Linked DNA regions of Mus musculus: region 2 is linked to region 1. A link is a loop called in an ENCODE intact Hi-C map of the cell type or tissue named here. Cell type or tissue: heart. All regions are shown on one strand. Each heading gives the region's core, and the rest is flanking DNA. Links, peaks and the distances in the headings are about the cores only.

Region 1 (10,527 bases), core at 921-8,920:
GCTCACAATTGCCTATACCTCCAGTTCCAGGTAATCTGAAGTCCTTTTCTGGCTTCTGTGGGTATCAGGTGCCTACATGGTACATAGACATACATGTAAAGTAAAACACAAAATAATAAAAACCAAACGATATAAATAATTGAAATTATAAATTAATAATAAATAAAATTATAATGAGTAAATAATACAATCATTTTAAAATAAAAACACAAACTAATTTTTTTTCTGAGACAGGGTTTCTCTGTGTACTTGAACTCACTCTGTAGACCAGGCTGTCCTCGAACTCAGAAATCCGCCTGCCTCTGCCTCCCAAGTGCTGGGATTAAAGGCGTGCACCACCAATGCCCGGCTACAAACTAATTTTTTAAGAATTATTTTACTTATATGACTACACCATAGCTGTCTTCTTCAGACACACCAGAAAAGGGCATCAGATCCCATTCCAGATAGTTGTGAGCCACCATGTGGTTTCTGGGAATTGAACTCATGACCTCTGGAAGAGCAACCAGTTCTCTTAACTGCTCAGCCATCTCTCAAGCCCAAACATTAGCTAATTTTGTTACACTTAGTGCATGTGGGTGTACTTGTGCCACTGTACATGTGTGGAGATCAGAGAACAATTCAGAGGAATTGGTTCTCTCCTTCCACTGCATGGATCTGGAGGGTGGAACTCAGGTTACCAGGCTTGGTGGGAAATTCCCTTACCATATGAGCCATCTTCCTAGCCATTCTTTGTCTTCTATTTTATTTTTATTTATTTTTCTTTATGTTTGTATCTCCCACCCTGTACAAAAATCTATTTAAAATGGATAAAAGACCTTAATATAAAACCCTAAACACTGAAACTACTCAAGGAAAACACTTTTAAGATATGGGAAAGAATTTTCAGGAAATGTTACAATAACCCAGTAAGTAATGCCAAACAAGGCTGGGCAGTGGTGGTGCACGCCTTTAATCTCAGCACTTGGGAACTTAGGAAGCAGAGGCAGGCGGATTTCTGAGTTCCAGGACAGCCAGGGCTACAGAGAAACCCTGTCTCGAAAAAAAAAACAAAAACAAAAACAAAACAAAAAATAATGCCAAATAATCCAAAACCTACCGCATTGCAAGGAAAACACTGAACATAGAGGAGACATCCTACAAAATGGGCGAAAATCTTTGCCAGCTACATGTTAGAGGTATAATATCTAAAACATAGGAAGAATGCCTTTTCATTGTCTTCACACTCTTTGTCTACACTGTGAATCTAAACTATAAAACGTTTGCAATATGCTATTGCATACATTAAGTATATATGATGTTCTCAGGCCTCCAATATATACAGCAGAGACTACCTGGCCTGGCCTCAGTGAGAGAAGAAGCACCTAATCTTTGAGAGACATGAGGCCCCAAGGGAGTGGGGAGGACTTGCAGGAGTGGGAGGGACAACCTCTTAGATACAGGGGGGGAGGAGGAATGGGATGAGGAACTGTGGGAGGGTGGACTGGGAGTGGGGTAATGACTGGGCTGTAAAAATAATAATAATAATAATAATAATAATGATAATATATGATATAGGGCCAGATATGGTGGTTCATACCATCAATCCCAGCACTTGGGAGGCAGAGGTATGCAGATCTCTGAGTTTGAGCCCAGCCTGGTCTACAGAGCAAGTTCTAGGACACCAGGGTTACATTGAGAAATCTTGCCTCAAAAAAACAAAAAGAAGATCAAGACATGATGTAGGGCTGAAGAGATGACTCAAAGGCTGTGAGCACAAACTACTGCTGAAGAAGATCCAAGTTTAGCTCCCAGGGATCACATCGGACAACACAGCTGCCTATAATCCCAGTTCACAGGCATCTGACACCTCTGATTTAATTACATAAACAACTAAAAATAAAAAACCATCTTTCTTTAAAAATTATTTATGAGTACACTGTAGTGCCTTCAGACACACCAGAAGAGGGCATTGGATCCCATTACAGATGGTTGTGAGCCACCATGTGGTTGCTGGGAATTGAACTCAGGACCTCTGGAAGAACAGTCAGTGCTCTTAACCACTGAGCCATCTCTCCAGCCCTGTTTGGTTGGTTTTTGAAACAAGGTTTTTCTGTGTAGCCCTGGCTGTCCTAGAACTTGCTCTCTAGACCAGGTGACCCTGGAACTCAGAGATCTACCTGCCTCTGCCTCCTGAGTGCTAGGATTAAAGGTGTGCACCACCACTGCCAGGCTACTATGAAAAATAAAATGGTACATGAGCCAGGTTTGGTAGCTCACACCTGCACTCCTAGCACTCAGAAGGAGGATTGTTGCAAGTCTGAGGCGAGCTTAGGTTGGTTACACAGTAAATCCTGGGCTACATAGCAAAAGCTTGTCTCAAAAGGCATGTTATCATAGCTAATGTTTCTTCTATTGTAGTGATAAAGTTGGAACCTAGGACCTTGTAAATGCTCAGTACTGACCTACCCCTTGAGCTCCTAGTTAATTATGCCTACTGTCCTGCTCTATTGTTTTTGCTTGTGATGCGCCAACATTTGGGTCATGAGATGAAGAAGCGAGCCTTTGGTAATAGTAATAATCTAGGTGAACTGGGAAGATGAGCGGAGCATGAGGTACCATAACTCAAGTTCATCCTAGCCTACAATTTTAAAAATTTATATGTTTGAAAATGTAAATAGGGGTTTTGCCTGCATGTATGTCTGTGTTCTATATGTGTGAAGTGTTCTTGGAGCGCAGAAGAGAGGTTTGGATTCCATGGAACTTAAGTTACAGATGATGATATAGATATTGCGAATCAAACCTGTAGCCCCTGTAAGAGTGTTTTTAACCACTGAGCAATCTCGTCAGCCCCATAGTTTGTACTCTTACTTAACATTGCACAATGTATGCTTGTGGCCAGACATGTGAGAAAATCCCCACATACCTAGAAAGTCTGCAAAAGGTAACATTGGGATGCCCTGTAACTGGAAAAAGCAACTGACCTCACAGATCTCAGAGGGTAGAGAGATCAGTAACTACAGGTTAGAGATAGCATCAGAGCCTACAGGTTGAGGGCTCTGTCTTACAAGACTCTTTCCCACTTCAGGTGCCCATTACATGTTCCAGGCTGTGATTTGTACTTCTGACCAACCAGCAATTAAACAGAGGTTCTCATGATACCCTCCTCAGATTCAGTTCTTATTAGAACAGTTGTAGTCCCGGGAAACCCTTAATGCTTAGCAGTGTACTCTAAAGACTATTTAAAAAGATGCAGATAAACACCCGCGTGGATGAGAAGTAGGGTGGGGTATGGGTGGGGTCATGGAGTGCTCATGCTGTCTCTCATAACACTATTCCCCTAGGATGACCATGTGTTCAGCATCCCAGAAAACGCATGACATCTTATTGTTCAAGAGTCTTTAGTTTTATTTTTGAGATTACAATATAATTACATTGCTCCCTCCAAACCTTCCCATACACACCTCACAACTCTCCTTCAAATTCATGACCTTGTTTTCACTAATTGTTATTGATTGCTTGTGTGTGTGTGTAGAAAACATATATATATCCTCCTAAATCTGTATAACGTTACTTGCATATGTTTTTTCAGGGCTGACCTTTTTTTTTTTTTTTAAAGATTTATTTATTTATTTATTTATTTATTTATTTATTTATTATATGTAAGTACACTGTAGCTGTCTTCAGATGCACCAGAAGAGGGCATCAGATCTCATTACAGATGGTTGTGAGCCACCATGTGGTTGCTGGGATTTGAACTTCGGACCTTCAGAAGAGCAGTCGGGTGCTCTTACCCACTGAGCCATCTCACCAGCCCCCAGGGCTGACCTTTTGGCACTACACAAAGAACTGGTGTGGTCTTCCCTCACCACCTTTCCTGCTCCCAGTTTTCCTCTGTTTCCTATACTCCTTTCTGTAGGGCTGAAGCCTCATGGGATTTTCCCCATCCACTTTGGCATGTCTCTTGGTGTTGTCCATGTGTATGTAGCTCTAGCATGGGCAGTCATGCTGCTGAGAATTTATGGAGCTTGCTTTTGGCATTAACTAGGAGACATAACCTCATAGCAATCTCCTTGATCAGTTCACGGGTCTTTTATGGAGCTGGATTCCCCCGAATCCCAGATGTCATATGTGCAATTCAAATTCCAGTCCTCTAGTCACTTAATCTTCCTGTGACAAGCCCAAGGTTACCTCAGACCTATTTGTAAGTCATCTATTAACAGCCTCTACTGGAATCAAAGGCTGCTGGTGATGTAGCTCAGTGGCAGAGTGCTTGTCTAGAATGTCCTGAGCCTGATCCCCAGCATCATAGACAAAAGAAAACGAACTTCCAGCCTTTGGCAGAGAGCCCCACTTGCCATCCCCTCCTATTTTAATTTGAAGATGACTAATCTCAGCCTATCTAGAAGCAGTAAGTATTTCTTCTTTGGGAATGCACCTCTTACTATGGAACACTGTGAAGACTAACCATTACAACAATATTTCTGGTACTTACTAGAACACATGGAATTTAATCACCTGGTAACATCAGACTAACCCAACTGAAAGGGAAATCTGCAGGCAGTTAGCCAGAAATACCTAGGTCATGACAGGCTGAGTCTGAAGAACTCTTGAATGGCAACAAAGAATAAGAAAATAAGTAAAGATAAACCAGGCCTGGTGGATTCTTGCACTGTGTAGGTAGAGGCAGCGGCAGGTGGGTCTCTCTGAATCCAAGGCCAGCATGTTATACACAGGTAATTCTAAGCCAGTCAGAGATACATAGTGAGGCCATGTCTCCAAAACAAGCAAACAAACAAAAACAGAAAAAAGGAAAGATAACATGTGTCCTTGGATTGGACCCTAGTCCAGAAACACAGGGCAAAAATGGATCTTCTGGTCAAAGACTCCTCACCTCTGGGTCTGGATAAAAAGAGGGTAGGAAGCAGTTAAGATATGTTTGGAGTGCAATTTATGTAGTTCATCCACTGAGCCCATCTGAGAATTAGTAGCCAGGCATGGTGTCACTTGCCTGTGATTAAGGCTCTTGGCAGATGAAGGCAGGATCAGGAGTTAAAGGTCATCCTTAGCCACAAAAAGAGTTCCAGGTGAGCTGAGTTGTCTGACACCCTGTCTCTAACACACCTCCTCTAAACAAGTACAGGTAGTGAGGGTGGAATGAAATCAAATTACTGGAGAAACTTATATTCGGAATATAAGAGAGGGAGCTGATCAAGGGCTTTTAAAGGATTGCAGAAAGGTGCTGCTGCCCAAAGGATAGCTATGCAGTGCCCACTAAGTCCCCGCTAAATACTTAGATTCTTCTTGTTCAATTTCTACGTCAAGTTTCTCTGCTCATTATGAAAAGTGATGCAATACTTTAAATGAGTACCTCTAGTAAATCACTGGACTTCACAGATAGCTCAAGCAAGCTGGACATTTCAACTAGAAAATCAGTTAGTTCTATTAGTTAAGATTTTCCATAGAAACAGCCAGTCTGTCTACATATATCTCTCCAGATATTTATGTGGAGAGAGAGGAGGTAAGGGGTAGAGATTTTTTTTTTAATTTGGCTTACATGATTGTGAAGGCCCTGTTCAATCCCAATTTGATAGAAGTAATTGCAGTAGGTTGGAGACTCGGGGGAAAGCTGACATTCTAATTACAAGGCAGTCTGCAGGAAGAATACCTTCTCACTCAAGGGAGGTCGATCTTTGCTCTCTCATGGCCATCAGCTGAGGAGATGTAGACTAATGAGGGTCACTTAAAAAATTCCAACATTATGAGTTAGAATCCTTGTCGAGCAAGCATAAGGACCAGAGCTTAGATTCACGTGATCTCCTGTTTGTAACTGGAAGGCTTGTGGACGCAGGGAGAAGGGGAAGACAGTAGATGGGCCAGCATGGAACTGGGCAGGACTAGGTGGAGACAGAAGAATTATGCGGCTGTCCAGGTGCCAGACTGCTCCATGATCAGTAAGAGATTCTGTCTTAAACAAGGAATAAAGTAGAGAATGACAGAGCCTTCTCTAGCCCCCATGCTCACAGGCACACATATTGAATATGTACAGATACATCACACACACACACACACACACACACACACACACACACACACACACACACGTTCCCAAGCGCACACACAGAACTAAAAACTTTTTTTTTAAAAAAAATCAATGTTAAGAATAAGTGTTTTGTGTAATATTTCTTGTGGAAATATATACGTATATACATCTTTTCTTTTTCTTTTTTGAGATAGAGTCTTCTGTAGCCCAGCCTGCCCTCAAATGTGCTGTCACCAAGACCGGCCTCTATCCTCTTGCTTCAGCCTCCTAAGTGCTGGGATTAGAAGTGTGAGCTATCACAGCCAACTCCAGAAATTTGAAGGACTATTTTGGAATCCAGCATGGCTTTGGTAGGGACAGAATGACAAGGTTCCTGTGCCTGGGACAGAGCAAGCTGGAGTAGGCCTCCACGGATGTCAATGGCTGTTATGGGCATAAGGCTTGTTTGTATAATAATGTAAATATTTTCACATGTTCCTCTGAAGAATGTCCTCCCTGTTAATATTTAGTCAGACAGCATTAGTTCAAGAGGTGAAGGTGTGACTAATGTCTCAGCAAAATGGTACATCCTGGGGCCTTCAGGACAGCCTTTAAGACTGTGGAAAAGAACTCTAAAAAATGAGTTTGAAAATATATAATTCCTCAACTATGCGAAAAATAAAGATGAAATATGAATTGTATAAAGAGATTCACAGATCTAAAGGAACAGAGGCAGCTCCACTATGAGTCAGATTGTCAGAAAGATACAAAGACAGGCAGATACAAAGGCAGGCAGGCAGATTCTGGGTTCAAGGTCAGCCTGAAAATTTAGGGCCAGGCATGATCGGAATGGTAATTCCAGGGTGGGGTCCCACCCAGCTATCTTATTATCTATGTTTATGCTTGCTTGCAGTCCCTTCCCAAGAGACAAGGGGTAAGGTAATCAGCTAATGCTGATTCATAGGGTGGTCACAAGTGAACCAGGAATAAATCATAAAACATGGGCTTTTGGTCTGCAGGAGATGAGCTAGCAAAAGGCAATAGCAGTTCTTTTTAGAATTTTTCTCTAGTGAGAACTCAGCTGTCTGGAGATCTCTGGAGAGCGAACACAGCTCTTCAATTTTTTTTTCTAACAGACTTTCTTGTTTTAGTCACAAAATCCATGGAGAGAGCATAGCTCTTTTAGAAATTTTCATAGTGTTTTAAGAACTTTTTCTAATAGGTCAGAAATCCCAAGAATTACTTAGAGAGTGGATATAGCTCTTTTAGAAGGCTCTCTAGCTGCTATCCAGAGAAGGCTGTCTGAAGGATTTTTAGAATTCTAAATGTCTGAAGGCACTTTTAGAATTTTTTTCTGGCTTTCTGATTTTGATCGGAAAACCCAAGAATTATTATTATTATTATTATTATTATTATTATTTGGTTTTTCGAGACAGGGTTTCTCTGTGTAGCCCTGGCTGTCCTGGAACTCTCTTTGTAGACCAGGCTGGCCTCGAACTCAGAAATCTGCCTGTCTCTGCCTCCAAGAATTATTTTTAGAATTTTTTTCTAATAGGATTTCTGATTTGGTCAGACAATCCAAGATTTTTTTTATAGTAGCTTTTCTGACTTTGGTCTAAAAACACATGGGCTCTCCACAGAGCTTTTAGAATATTTACTAGGAGAGAGAGCTATCTGTCTTGAACAGAAAACTAGCTGTCTCAACCAAAAAGTTTTTAGAATACTAGGAAAAAGCTGTCTAGAGCAGAGCAGAACACACACGCGTGCGCGCGCGCGCGCGCGCACACACACACACACACACGCACACACACAAACACACACAGAGAGAGAGAGAGAGAGAGAGAGAGAGAGAGAGAGAGAACAGTAGAGGAAAGTCATCTCAACAGAACATAGATCCAAGTTGGGGAGGAAAGGGTTTATTCAGCTTACACTTCCACTTTGCTGTTCAGCCTGCTCTCTCTCTCTCTCTCTCTCTCTCTCTCTCTCTCTCACTCTCTCTCTCTCTCTCTGGTTTTTCGAGACAGGGTTTCTCTGTGTAGCCCTGGCCGTCCTGGAACTCACTCTGTAGACCAGGCTGGCCTCGAACTCAGAAATCCACCTGCCTCTGCCTCCTGGGATTAAAGGCGTGCACTACCACTGCCTGGCTAGCCTGCTCTCTCTTATAGAACCAAGACTACCAGCCCAGAGATGGCATCAGCCACAAGGGGACCTCCCCTCTTGATCACTAATTGAGAAAATGCCTTGCAGCTGGATTTCGTGGAGGCACTTCCCCAACTGAAGCACCTTTCTCTGTGATAACTCCAGCCTGTGTCAAGTTGACACAAAACTAGCCAGTACAATAACTATTCAAACAAAGGCAGAAGTTGAGGTGGTATTTTTTTCTTCTGCAGTGCCTTAGAGTGACTGCCAAATTTGGCACCTGTTCGGCATGTGTTAGGAATGGACTCCAGATCCAAGGTAGAGAAATTTTGGGATCCATTTGACTGTATATGATAACATTTTTTTTCAGTAATATCATGTAAGAATTAGTAATAGTCACTTTCCCGAACTCATATTAAATTGGAAAACAAAACTCTAAATGTAATGTCTGATCTGAATAAAGTGCTTTGTAGATCAGCTTGTTTACTTTTCAAAAAACCATAACTTCTTTCATCTTGTACTGTGTGGGGTGTTTCCCACCATACAGTGAGGCAAGAAGGTTGCAAATTCCAGGCCAACTGAGACTAGAAAGCAAGACTCTCACTCAAAAGGAACAAAACTCCATGATCCATTGTTAAAGTCTAAGAAGATGAGGGCAGTGCTGGCAAAAGCCTTTAATCCCATCACCCAGCAGGAAGATCTTTGTGAGTTCAAAGCCAGTCCGGTCTAGGGAGAGAGTTTCAGGACAGCCAGAGCTACACAGAGAGACCCTGTCTCAGAAAACAACCAAAAGCAAACGAAACCAATAAAACAAACAAAAAAAACCCCACATCTACCATCAAATTTCTCATATTAGTATCCTTAATAAAAGCGTGGCCACTGACTATAGTCAAACATGGTAATGGGTGCTGGGTAGATACAAATGGAGATATTGACAGTAGCATTAGGGGCAAGCAACTGCTGGCTGCTTTTGAAAATAGAGGACGATTTTGTTTTCTGATTTCACATTGGATAGTCAGATGTCTATAATCCCAGTACTTGGGAGATGGAGACAAGAGGAACAGGGGTTCCAGGCCATACTCAGCAACAAAGTAAGTTTGTGGCCAGCTTGGGCTATAGAAGGACCTGTCTTAAAAAACAGACCTGTCTTAAAAAATATCTAATAGGTAAACAAAATATAAAACAAATTCCATGCAGGAAATTGTGGAGAAAAAAATAAATATGAATAACAGCCACAGTTCCCATACATTGTGTACTTTTATATTGTGTCCCATATGTATGCTCGCTCAAATGTATGTGTGCAATCCTTTAATTCCCCCATATTCCCATCAAGTACGGTTAATATGCTTACTTTATCTATTTATTTGTTTATTCATTCTTTTTTTGTTGTTGTTGTATAAGATTGAACCCAGAAGCCGGGCGCGGTGGCACACGCCTTTAATCCCAGCACTCGGGAGGCAGAGGCAGCCGGATTTCTGAGTTCAAGGCCAGCCTGGTCTACAAAGTGAGTTCCAGGACAGCCAGGGCTATACAGAGAAACCCTGTCTCAAAAAAAAACCAAAAAAAAAAAAAAAAAAGATTGAACCCAGAGCCTCTTAGAGCCCAAATGTACTACTGCTCTGCTCTCTTCCTGGCTCTTTTATTTTTTCAAACACTAGTCAGTCAGTTTGTTCGTTCGTTGGTTAGTTAGTTAGTTAGTTGTTTTTCAGCCAGGGTCTCACTTTGTAATGCAGGCTCGTCTGGAATTCACAGTTGTAATTCTCCTACCTCTGTAGTGCTGGGATTACACATATGTGTCGCCACACCTGACTAAAATCAACATGTAAGAAATGGCATCTTATTTGGTAATATATGAATCTCTATCAGCATTTCTTTTGTGTGTGTTGCAGTCATGTGCAAGATGTCTTTCTCCATCCCTATTCCACCTTAACAATTTTTATTTTGAAGCAAGATCTTAATTGTCTGGGTAGGTCGAATATGTATGTGATTCTCCTTTCTTGGTAGCTGGGCATAAAAGCCTTTTTTTTTTTTTTAAACCATACTTGGCTTAAAATGCTCATTTTATGTAAAGGCAAAAAGCATTTTAGGGTCTATTTCTCCTAAGGTTACTAAGTAGTTTATTTTTCCTTTTGGATTGGTACTCCACTTTGTAGACCAGACTGGCCTTGAACTCAGAAATCCGCCTGCCTCTGCCTCCTAAATGCTGGGATTAAAGGCGTGCGCCACCACCGCCCGGCTGGATCTCAAATCTTATGACTAAGTAAAAATTTGTGAAAGAACTGGGCCTAAATCTTGAGGAATCACATCATGATTTAGAGCTGTTTAGACTCATGAGGAGGGAGAAAAATGCGGAGTGATTATCTGGGAATCCTCTGGGAGACGACAGA
Region 2 (10,527 bases), core at 1,487-9,486, 71 kb before region 1:
AATAATAATGATGATAATTATTATTATTATTATTATTATTATTATTATTATTATTATTATTATTTGGGTTTTTTCTTGAGACAGGCTGTCCTAGAGCTCACTCTGTAGACCAGGCAGACCTCGATCTCAGAAATCCACCTGCCTCTGCCTTCCAAGTGCTGGGATTAAAGGCGTGTGCCACCACTACCCGGTGATATTGACATTATTGAATGAAGTTTCTTGGGCCTTCCAATGTTACAAACAGATGAGGCACCTGAGATTTTATATGTACTACACTGTAGTGGCGTTCTCAAACTTTTAAATTTTATGTGCACCACAGCCTTACTAGATAAACGCATAGCCCCAGGGGCTGGAGAAAGGACTCCGAAGTTAAAAGTTAAAAACTCTGGATGCCCTTCCAGAAGACCTGGGGTTGACTCCTAGTACCCACAAAAGCAGCTGTAACTCCAGTACCAGGGGATCCAATGCCCACTTCTGGCCTCCTTGGATACCAGGCATGTATGTGGTATACAGACATACATGTAAAATAATGCAATAACATTTTAAAAAGAAAATTATAAAAAGGAGCTCTAGGAAATGAGGAGTGATGTGTGATGAATCAAAAGTTCGCATGTCTCTATTTCACTTGTCAAAAGAGCTGGGGACATTTCTATGTGTGTCACTACATGGGTGAGAGTCAGAGAACAGATTGCGGGAGCTGCATCCCCACTCCCAGAAGCTTTGCTCTGGACCTGAGTTTTGGAGCCCTTTGAATCAGCTTCTTCCTTTTGTTGTCTCTGTGATCTTGGGAGAGTTACTTAATTGCTCAAAAATATCTTCCTCGATAAAATGCAAAAATGACAACTCCTAAGTGGAAAAGAAGACAGGAGATACAAACAGAAACTACTTTGTTACATTGTAACTGTCGGTTACATTGTCACTGGCAGTTAACTCCTCATTTTGCAGATAGCAATACTGTGCTTTTCAGTTATCCCCGTATCACCATCAATATATTAAGTTCAGCTTCTGTGTTTTTTCAACAGTACTTTACCTGGTGTCCATAGTTCCCTAAATCATTCCTCTGGCCACCATAGCTAGTTTCCTGGGCAGGGGCTATATCAATCAGACTAAGCCTCGAATTGCCAAAGAAGGTATATCAACAACTAGGTCCATTCAAAACCCTAGCTCCTAAAGAGCCAAAGAGCCGCATGGACTGGACAGACTTAGGAGTGCTGCAGAGCCTTGATGATAAACTTCATGGAAGACAAAATGAGTTGTAGAATGCTGGGAGCTAACACTAGTGGGGACGTGAAGTTCAGTGTAGTTGCCAGATGCTGTAACAGCCAGCAGAGCAGGGAAAACTAGCTGTCATATTTGTTGGGGGAAGAAACATGATTTAAATCATTATCTGTCTTTGTGCACTGTGTGAACCTTGTAAATGATATTTCTTTTTTGACTGATGTAGAAATTAACGCTCAGAGTGGTCAAATAATGATTCATATTCAGGCTCCTTTCTCTCTTAGACAACATCTCATACAGAGAAATCACGTTTGTTCACCAGAACATCTACAATATTTAACCCAAGCAATTTAAACCTCTTAAAAAATAAGAAATATAAAAATGTTTGGTATAAAAACCATGACTATGACCAGGGAGAGTAGCTCTGTGGGAGAACAAACAAAGGCATGGGTTCAGTCTCCTCTGCCACTAAAAACTAGTAGAAATAAAAGAGGTGACACGTCTGTCATGGGTGAAAGTTCACATTTATTTATGTGCTTCCTCCAGGTAAACTCCCCAACCTCACCTCCCAAGGCCATGTTTAATCTAATGTCTAGGAGGCACTTGGTGTGTCTTTGGTGAATGAATGAGTGATCCACCAGTGTTGAGTATACCCAGAAGCTCATAGGCAGATAGGGCATACTTAGCTTACAGTCAAAACATTACACCAATCTTTCTGAAATGAATGAAAAGGTTTCTTAACTATGAGGTTCTTCCATGTGAGCCTCAGCAGAAGACCTGAGAAGTTGAAGACTTTCAGACTCCCCAGGAGATGGTACCAAACAAACATTTGAACAACAACAACAACAAAAACCACCACTGTATTTTTAGCAGGCTCCTAAGATCTCATTTCCATAACTTTAACTGTTGGGCACGGAAGAGCAACAGACCAGCACAGGGTGTGATTGTGTCTTGGGAAAATTCTGCCTTATATCATAAAGTGAAAGAAGAAGGAAACTTTAAAAGAAACCAACACAGCATCCAAGTGACAGATCTAGGGAACTGTTGCTTTGAGCCAAGGAAAATGGAAGATTCAGGGCTGGAGATATGGCTCAGTAGTTAAGAGCATGCTGCTGCTCTTGCAGAGACAGGTGTGTGTCCAGATCACATCCTGGGTCCAGAACCCATATGGCTGCTCACAACCACCTGTAAGTCCAATATCAGAAAGCCCAATCTACCCTTATCTAGCCTCTATAGGTACCAGGTACACATGCGGTACACAATACATACAAGTAGGTAAAATACCCAGATGCATAGATAAAAACAAATCTTTAAAATGTAAGAAAAGATGGAAATTTCAATTTAAGAAGATAGCCCCCAAAGTGTATGATATAACTTATATGGGATGAAAAAAAAAAGTCAAGAAACAGGGAAAAGATTCATCATGGGCTTTGAGCATGACAACAGAATTCAGATTTTCCTGAACCCTTGACCTATCCTCAAAGATCCAGATCAAAAGAATGGCTCTCAGGGATGTGCTTCCTGGCTTTCTGGGCACTGTCCAAAAATCCTTGGGGAGTCTGATTATGTTAGAGAAGTTCATATAGTGTGCTGAAACCTAGTGAGTGGCCTTACTACATCTTTTACATGGACAATTCCTTGAAGCCAGGACCTGTGTTTTATTTTCAGCTTTTTTTTTATTCCCTCGGTTTTATTGAGATAGATATACTTCAAAAATACTTTATATATTTAAGTTTTATAACTTGATGAGTTTGTGGGGATTTTCTCATATTTATTTTTTAAATGTATTCATTTTTATTTTAAAAATTTTCTTCTCTCTTCAGCCCCGCTTGTTCCTGCCCCACTCTTGAACGGCTTTTTTTTTTTTTTTTTTCGGTTTTTCAAGACAGGGTTTCTCTGTATAGCCCTGGCTGTCCTGGAACTCACTTTGTAGACCAGGCTGGCCTCGAACTCAGAAATCCGTCTGCCTCTGCCTCCCGAGTGCTGGGATTAAAGGCGTGTGCCACCACGCCCGGCTTCCGAAAGGCTTATTTTTATTTATCTGTATTATATATTTATATGTATGTGAGTACAATATCACTCTCTTCAGACACACCAGAAGAGGGCATCAGATCTCATTAGAGATGGTTGTGAGCCACCATGTGGTTGCTGGGATTTGATCCCAGGAACTCTGGAAGAGCAGTCGGTGAGCCATCTCTCCAGCCTTATTCATTTTTACTTTATGTGTACGGATATTCAGCCTGCATGCTTGTCAGTGTACCATGTGTATACCTGGTGCCTTTGAAGTTGAGAAGATGACATTGGTCCCCCTGGGACTCAAGTTACAGGTGGTTGTGAGTCCTAGGGACTAAATCCAGGTTTTCTGCCAAAACAGCCAGTGCTCTTGACTTCTGAGCCATCTCTCTAGCTGCACATTGATTTTTGAGTCAGGATCTTGCGGTGTAGCTCAGGCTAGCTTGGAAATCTCAAGGTCCTCCTGCCTCTAATTCCTGAGAGCAGGGGTTATAGTTGAGCACCCTCAGTCACATCCAGCGTCCACTTGCTGTGTTAGTAAGGAGCTATGCCATGTCCCCTTTCAAGTCTCTATAACCTCCAATACTAGTTGCTATACAGAAGCCACCTGTAATGTTTGTTGAATAAATGGCTGAAGAGTAACCAGAGGCACAGGACGGTAGAAGCAGATGGATCTTTTGAGAGTAGAGGCAAGCTAGAGCAAAGCAACTGGTGCCCCAGGGCAGAGCCAATTGGATCAGAGTGAGATGGATGTATTAGATGATGTTGGGACCGTTGCTGAGTATGAAGTACAAAAAAAGCAGTAACTGGAGCCCGAAGGAGAAGAGTAGAAGAGGATTGGTACTGGTGAATCACTAGGAGATCAGTGTGGCCTATGCTAGATCCCCAGGCACTAAGAGCAGGAAATAACAGGCTGCATCCATCAGTCATGCTAATTGGGACTGGTTACCACGCCTGGGCCCGAAGGTAACTGAATCCACTGATAACACTCTAGGAACTCTCTTTTACTTCTCCCTGTCTGTAAGGTACTTACTGCTTACATCTCCTGTTGTAGCCATTTGTCTTTTTCTTAGTAGACTGTAATGAGCTGAAAGCAAAAGCTGTGTCTTAATCATTATTGTGCTGTAGCTGACCACAGTGCTTTGTACACATCGGGCAGTGTACGACTCTTCCTTAGGTGTGCACCTTCAGCACATCATTCCGTATTGGTTTACTTGATGGCCTCAGTATTTAGATCGTGAACTCAATGGGCTTGTGTCAGATTAATCTGTTTCCTTTTGGCTTGGAACTTCGTTTTGCAAACTTTTATTGGCTTAAATTGTGTTCAAGTAAGTGCATGAATAAAAGAGTGGATGAAAGAATGGTAAAAATGTGGGACTAGGGTGTCAAAAAGACCTATGCTGTTCAAGTGCATTTTCTCTTACATATTTATCTGTATGATTGTGGCATCAATAAACCTATAAAACTTGGGAGATGGTGGTGGAAGGCCTCTGATTTACATACAGTTTAAATGGAATACTCATTGTGGATCTTCCTATGCAAATCTCTAGTCACTACCTTAAAGAGTAACCGCAGGCAAAGGGCAGTGGAAGCAGGTGGATCTTTTAAGAGTGAAGGCAAGGTAGGGCAAAGCAACTGGTGCCCGATGCTTCTACAGCACAGGAGAGATGTGAAGTAAGGGGGGGGGAGCACAGGTCTAGGTGCTAAAATCAGGACAGATAGATAACTCAGCACCTGCACTACAGAAAGATACCTTAAAGCTAAATGATTGATTTGTAGGTCCTCATTGAGTTCCATGTGAATGAATCAATGTTACACCACTATGATTACTGGTTTCTTGTGCAATGAAATTTAAGGTTGACCTTGAAAAGAAAAAAAAACCCATAAAGATTGATGGAACAACATGTAAAAACATTGGATCCAGAGTGTAAATTCACTCCCATTGCAGGAAACATGGCTAAATCAGACAGCTTTTTAAAGCCTCGCTGGTTCGTTAGATTTTTTTTTCTTTTTAAAAAATGGTTTCCCCTCACAGAGGCCAGAAGAAAATAACAAAAGTTGACCCTCACATAAAGTATACTATGTCCCCAGACATTAATGTGATTTGTACATATTAACTCATTTCTCACAACATTTTGTGAGGGAGACCATTGCGTTCTCCATTTTAGAATTGATAAGTCTGAGGGACGAGAGGTAATACAACGTGATCAAGGTCACAGAGCTAGAAGTGAGGGAGCTGAGAGTCACAGTCAGGAGTATGCCTCCAATAAGCTAAGAGAGAAAGGGAGGGAGGGAGAGAGAGAAAGAGAGAGAGAGAGAGCGCGCACTGGTTTAGGTATGTAGCTCATTTGTGTGGAATATAAAGAAAATCACTCATCTTTTTTGATTATGGCAACTCCAGCATTTACAAAGAGTCAGCCAGCTATTACGGTAATACATGCTTCAGTTGCATCCTTAGTCTTCTTCACAATAAACTTGGAAGGTATTTCATCCTCATTTCCAAGACATTCCGTCCTCCTCCTCCAAAAAAAAAAAAAAAAAAAAAAAAAAAAAGGTTGAGTGATTAAAACGATTAGCCCAAAGACGGCCATGCAAATAAGAAAACTGCACTGGGAGCTCTTTGCCGGCAGTGAAATCAGGCGAAAGGAGGACCCCACAGGGATGCCAGGAGAGTACAATGAAATAATGGATGTAAAAAGGCCTCGACGAACAAGTGCAAGGGCTAAGGCCTGTGCATTTGCTTCGCGGGAAAACCGGTTCCCCAGGACCTGGTCCCAGGCTTTCTGGCCCCAACCCAACGCCTTCTCCTCCCAGTGCCTAGCTTTCTCTTCAAATCTCTTTCTCCGTCTCCTCCACTCCTGCCCCCCAAGCCTCAGCCGGGCGGCAGAGCGGAGAATAGAAGGTCCGCGCGCGAGCAGGAGGCGGGGCACCCCGAACCTTTCGAGGGGCCGGTCTGCGCGCGTGCGCCGTCCTTCGGCGGCTTCAACCGCCCCGGCTCGGTGGCCAATCAGAGTGCCCGGCGCGCTCGAGACGTCTCAACGTCCTGTGGGTCGTGTGCGTACGGAGGGAGGCAACGTAAGGGCGCTCGGCGAGCCCGTCTCTCCTCGAATGAAAGGAAACTACCCCTGGCGACAGAGCCCCGCTCTTCGGCAGTGCCGGAGAACCGACTCCCGCCTTCCCCGTCTTCCCTCGTGGGCGCTGTCCTCCCTTCGCCCAGCCGTGAGCCCCACTGGTGAGTTCCCCGCGGTAGCCAGGGGCCCCCCATTCTCTCTCTGGCGGGAGAAGACGAAGAGGATGGCGGTGGCCAGGCCGCCGCCCCTGCCCGTTGTTACGGGGGGGACTGGCGGTGGTCTCCTTCATTGTCAGGGACCCCCAGAGGCGCCGCGCATTGTCGGTGCTCCCTACAGAGGCTGGCGACCTAGTGCCGTGGGGGCGCTGAGGGACATGTTAGGCGGCAGCCTAGACTTCGGGGGAGGGGGCTTCACATCGGAGGAGAGAAATACTGGGATGGGGGCTTCAAAAAAAAAAAAACTCTGCTGACGCTTAGATGGTTTCAGTGGTAAGGAGGGTGACTACTTCCGAAGTGTAAGAGAAAAAAAAAATGGTTAGGATGGCATGAGGGTAAGCCTTACGGAATGAGGGGGAGAAAAAGAAAAACTCCCCAGTAAGGGGAATCGGGCGAAAGTGATGGATAAGGAGATGCTTCGGAGTCAGGTCCTTAGAGGACGAACTCCTGGGGAAGGGAGGAGTGTGAAGAAGGTGATATTTTCCTGAATTCCAGAGACTTGGCCAAGGACAATCGGAGGGGGGGGGGACCCCGACTTTCTGGCTGAAAGGAACCTACTGAAGTGTTGGGAAGGAAGAGACTTTTTCGAGTTTATCCAGCGCCTTGGTTAGAGGGAGATCTAGGAGGCTAGTGTGCGATTGGGGAATACATAACGGAGAGAATCCGCTCTGTTTCCTGCCTGGTCCTTTATTACATGGGCGAACAGCACGGCGTTCTTTTGCAGTTTCTATTCGTTTCGATATTCTGTGTGAAAGTGAAAAACAAATCTTTTGATGTTTGAAAAGCCTTTAATTTTCCTCTGGTTCCTACGTAATATCGGGTCTTATTCATACAGTTCAAATTTCTTCACTACCCTTTGGCTTGAAACAACTGGAAAATTCCTTTAGTTTCCTTTTGAATAACCGCAAAAAAAAAAAAAAAAAAAGCAGTGCGAAGCATGTAATAATATCGTGCAACCAAATTCAGGTGCCCTTCCGGTACATTTCCTATTCATTTATTTCTCTTCACTGCAACTTTGCTGAGAGAAAGACCGTGTTATCTTTGGAGGATCGCACTTATATCTGTGAATTTCAACTGGCTTGCATGCGGAAGGTTTTTCATCTTCCGGAACTGCAGTTTTGTTTTGTTTGTTTTTTTCGGTAGAAAACGTTCTTTTAAGATACTAGCCATTGACTAAGCTCTCGAGTTGGTTCTCGAATGCCCTCCTTGGTCATCCAGGTGGTTTCTACCTCGATGCTTCACAGCATCTTGGAAAATCGGAAATGCATTCATTGTTTCAGCGGGGTTTCTTTTTCAGACATTTAAACTGTATTTCCCATAAAATTACTGTTGTTTCTTTCACCTTTACACATTATCCATAATGTTACCTTTCTTTGAAACATCTCATTGTTGGGTTAAAGTATTGAACTTTGAGCTTTGCCTGTTCTTGAAAAACCTTTAAATTAAAACGAAAGCGCTCAATAGATGTTTTTGAGCCCCATAAGTAATGCTGATTGAATGTCCTTATTCTGCTTAACCCTAGACCACAAGTGTGACAGTAGTAGATAAAAATCTGTATTTTTTTTGATAGACAGTTTTGCTAGGCGTCATTGTTTCCATGATGGGCTCTGCTGCTGCATGGTTTATAAGGCAGATGTAAAAAATCAGCAAGCTCTGCACACATGCATTATTTGAATTTTAGTGGAAAAATCCAATTAGTCATTGCATAGCAAGGCAAATTTTTAATCGTTTGTTGCACATTTGTGTGTTTCTGTTCACTTTCAAATAAAATATAAATTACCAAGAAATGTGTGAATGCTTTACAATGCAAAGTAAGTATATGTGTGTATGTATGTGTGTGTGTGAAAATATATATATATATATATATATATATATATATATATATATATATATATATATATATATTCTCTTTTAGATTTTGGAATCTTTGGTATCTAGAAAAGCAGGTTCTGAAAATTAAGATGAAAAAATACACTGTTTGTTAGTTAAAAGAGGCAATAGTGAATAAAGATAGAATGGAGCGGGGTACCATTTCAGATTCAATTTGGGGAATAAAGGATGATTTTCCCTCTAAGAATTTTGCTTATCTTCAGCCATTTTTTAAAAGCTAGTGCTGGGATTGTTTAGAAACAACACATTAAAGATGCCTATGAAGATAAGATTTGTAATGTAGCATCTTTTCAGCTGCCCCGGCTGACCTGGAGAAATGCTGAATACATACATCATGGTGACTTAACAGTGCCTATAATTCATTGCATGGTAGTAAAGAAAACACATTTAGAACTCCAGTAGCAGATCTGGGTGCTATTTATGAATCTTGGTGTTTTTGCATAGCTCTAAAAACTGGAGCAGCTATATTTTTCATAAAGCAAGTGGACATATACTTGCCAGAGCAAATGCAAACACACTTCCTCTTTTGTTTCTTTTGTTTCTCTGCTTTCTTCTTTTTTTTTTTTTAATGCTAAAAGCTTTGCTGCCTATTTCCAATTAGTTTCAGGGTTTATAGCCAGTGTTCTGAAATCAGTATTACTGAGAAGTACCCCATGGCACTTGGAAGACTGGGGTATTTAAAATTATAGGTAGCATTAAGAGTTTGTTAAAATCAGCAAAGGAGAGACAGCAAAACCTTTGAAGTCTCGTTCAAAAGCAAATAGTGGATATAAATTAATGAGAAGAAATGTTTTCTTTGTGGCTTCATATTACTTTACATCCTGATGATCCTCCGTGAATGGCTCTGAATGGCGCATTACCTTGCTGCTGCTGCTGCTGCTGTTACTGCTGCTGCTGCTGCTGAAGAGATGCTTCTCAGAGAGTTACCAACTAGTTAGTGAGCCATGTCTCTAAGCACAATGTCCTGAGAATATTTAAATGTATATAAATGGCAATAACTGAATAAACTAATTTGAAGACAGACGTTTGAGATTCTATTGATTGTGATGAGTGTTATGCCAACCTGGGTCTAAGCTGCTTATTCCCAGTAATTGGGCGAATTATACAGATCAAAACACTGATTTGAAATTTGTTGAGTGATGGTATTAAATGATGTCTGTTGAGAATGATGATCCAAATCTGTAGACTTCTGTGTTACAGCTTTTCTTCCCTTTTTTGGTTTGACGGTACAGCCTATAATTATAATCTGATCAAATGTGAGGCTCATTCAGAATTTTCCTTCCACTTCACAGCATTGCTAACTTATATATGGAAGTTAGCATTGCTAACTTATATGTGAAAGTTGCTGCATGTAGGAGATCACTATCAGATTGCCTTTTAATAAGTAGACTTGGGATAAATCTCAGTCAAATAAAATGGTTTAGTAAATAGTGGGATCCTAAAGACTGCATTTTATGGTACACGAGTAGAAGCTTTATTATTTCATTACAAGAAAAGGGAACAATAGCAATAGTCTAAGGTCAAAAACATGATTTTCTTATATTTGAAGTATTTCAAGTTTTAAAAATAACTGTTTCAAAGTTATGCTTAATTTTACTTTTAATACTTTATTCAGTATGTGAACTGGACAAAATCAAGCAACTAAATAATTCAGTTCTCTCAATATTTTGTAGTTTTCTTTGTAGTTTTAACTTGTTCTTAGATCTTCATCATTCTGTTTCCTTGGTGGACATATATCTAAACTTGAAATTTATTTTTTTATCTTTAATTATACTAGTGGATGATTTAATTTTGTGATTTTGGTTTTCTGGATGGTCCTCAGGCTCACCTTGTGGTGCAGGCAGGCCTCTTACTTATGACCTTTTACCTGAACCGAAGCTGTGTTATATATTCTTATCACACAAGAGGAATTTGATTTCACATCTTCTAATTTGGATTTATTTTGATTTCTCTCAATGACTCTAGATTTGATTGCTTTCTTGCCACTTCTTTTTCCCTTTCTTAACATCTATTATGTATGGAAGGCATCTTGGGTTTTTGATATTTATCTCTACTAGTATTTAAGTAAACTATATTACAACCTGGGTCAGATATAGAGCTACTTGTGTGGATCCGTATAA

The links. Peaks named below come from ENCODE experiments on the same cell type or tissue, not always from the same donor. Only the 100,000 strongest peaks of a DNase experiment are listed, where the experiment ranks them.
Region 2: it touches region 1 in a loop (2.4-fold over the local background); 2 of 42 quality-filtered maps call a loop at or near these places.

What each region holds. Positions count from the first base shown.
Region 1 is chrX:52,977,378-52,987,904 of GRCm38, forward strand. No RefSeq gene overlaps it. Among named protein-coding and RNA genes, the nearest start is that of Hprt, 5.4 kb to the right of the region's middle. In heart, for the core only: no CTCF peak of the experiment used is centred there; no DNase peak of the experiment used is centred there.
Region 2 is chrX:52,905,974-52,916,500 of GRCm38, forward strand. It overlaps Phf6 (PHD finger protein 6), which reads left to right and starts at 6,241. Exons shown (of 11, transcript NM_027642.2): 1 at 6,241-6,463. In heart, for the core only: a CTCF peak has its summit at 6,264; a DNase peak (open chromatin) is centred at 6,238; H3K4me3 peaks cover 2,222 bases; H3K27ac peaks cover 1,473 bases.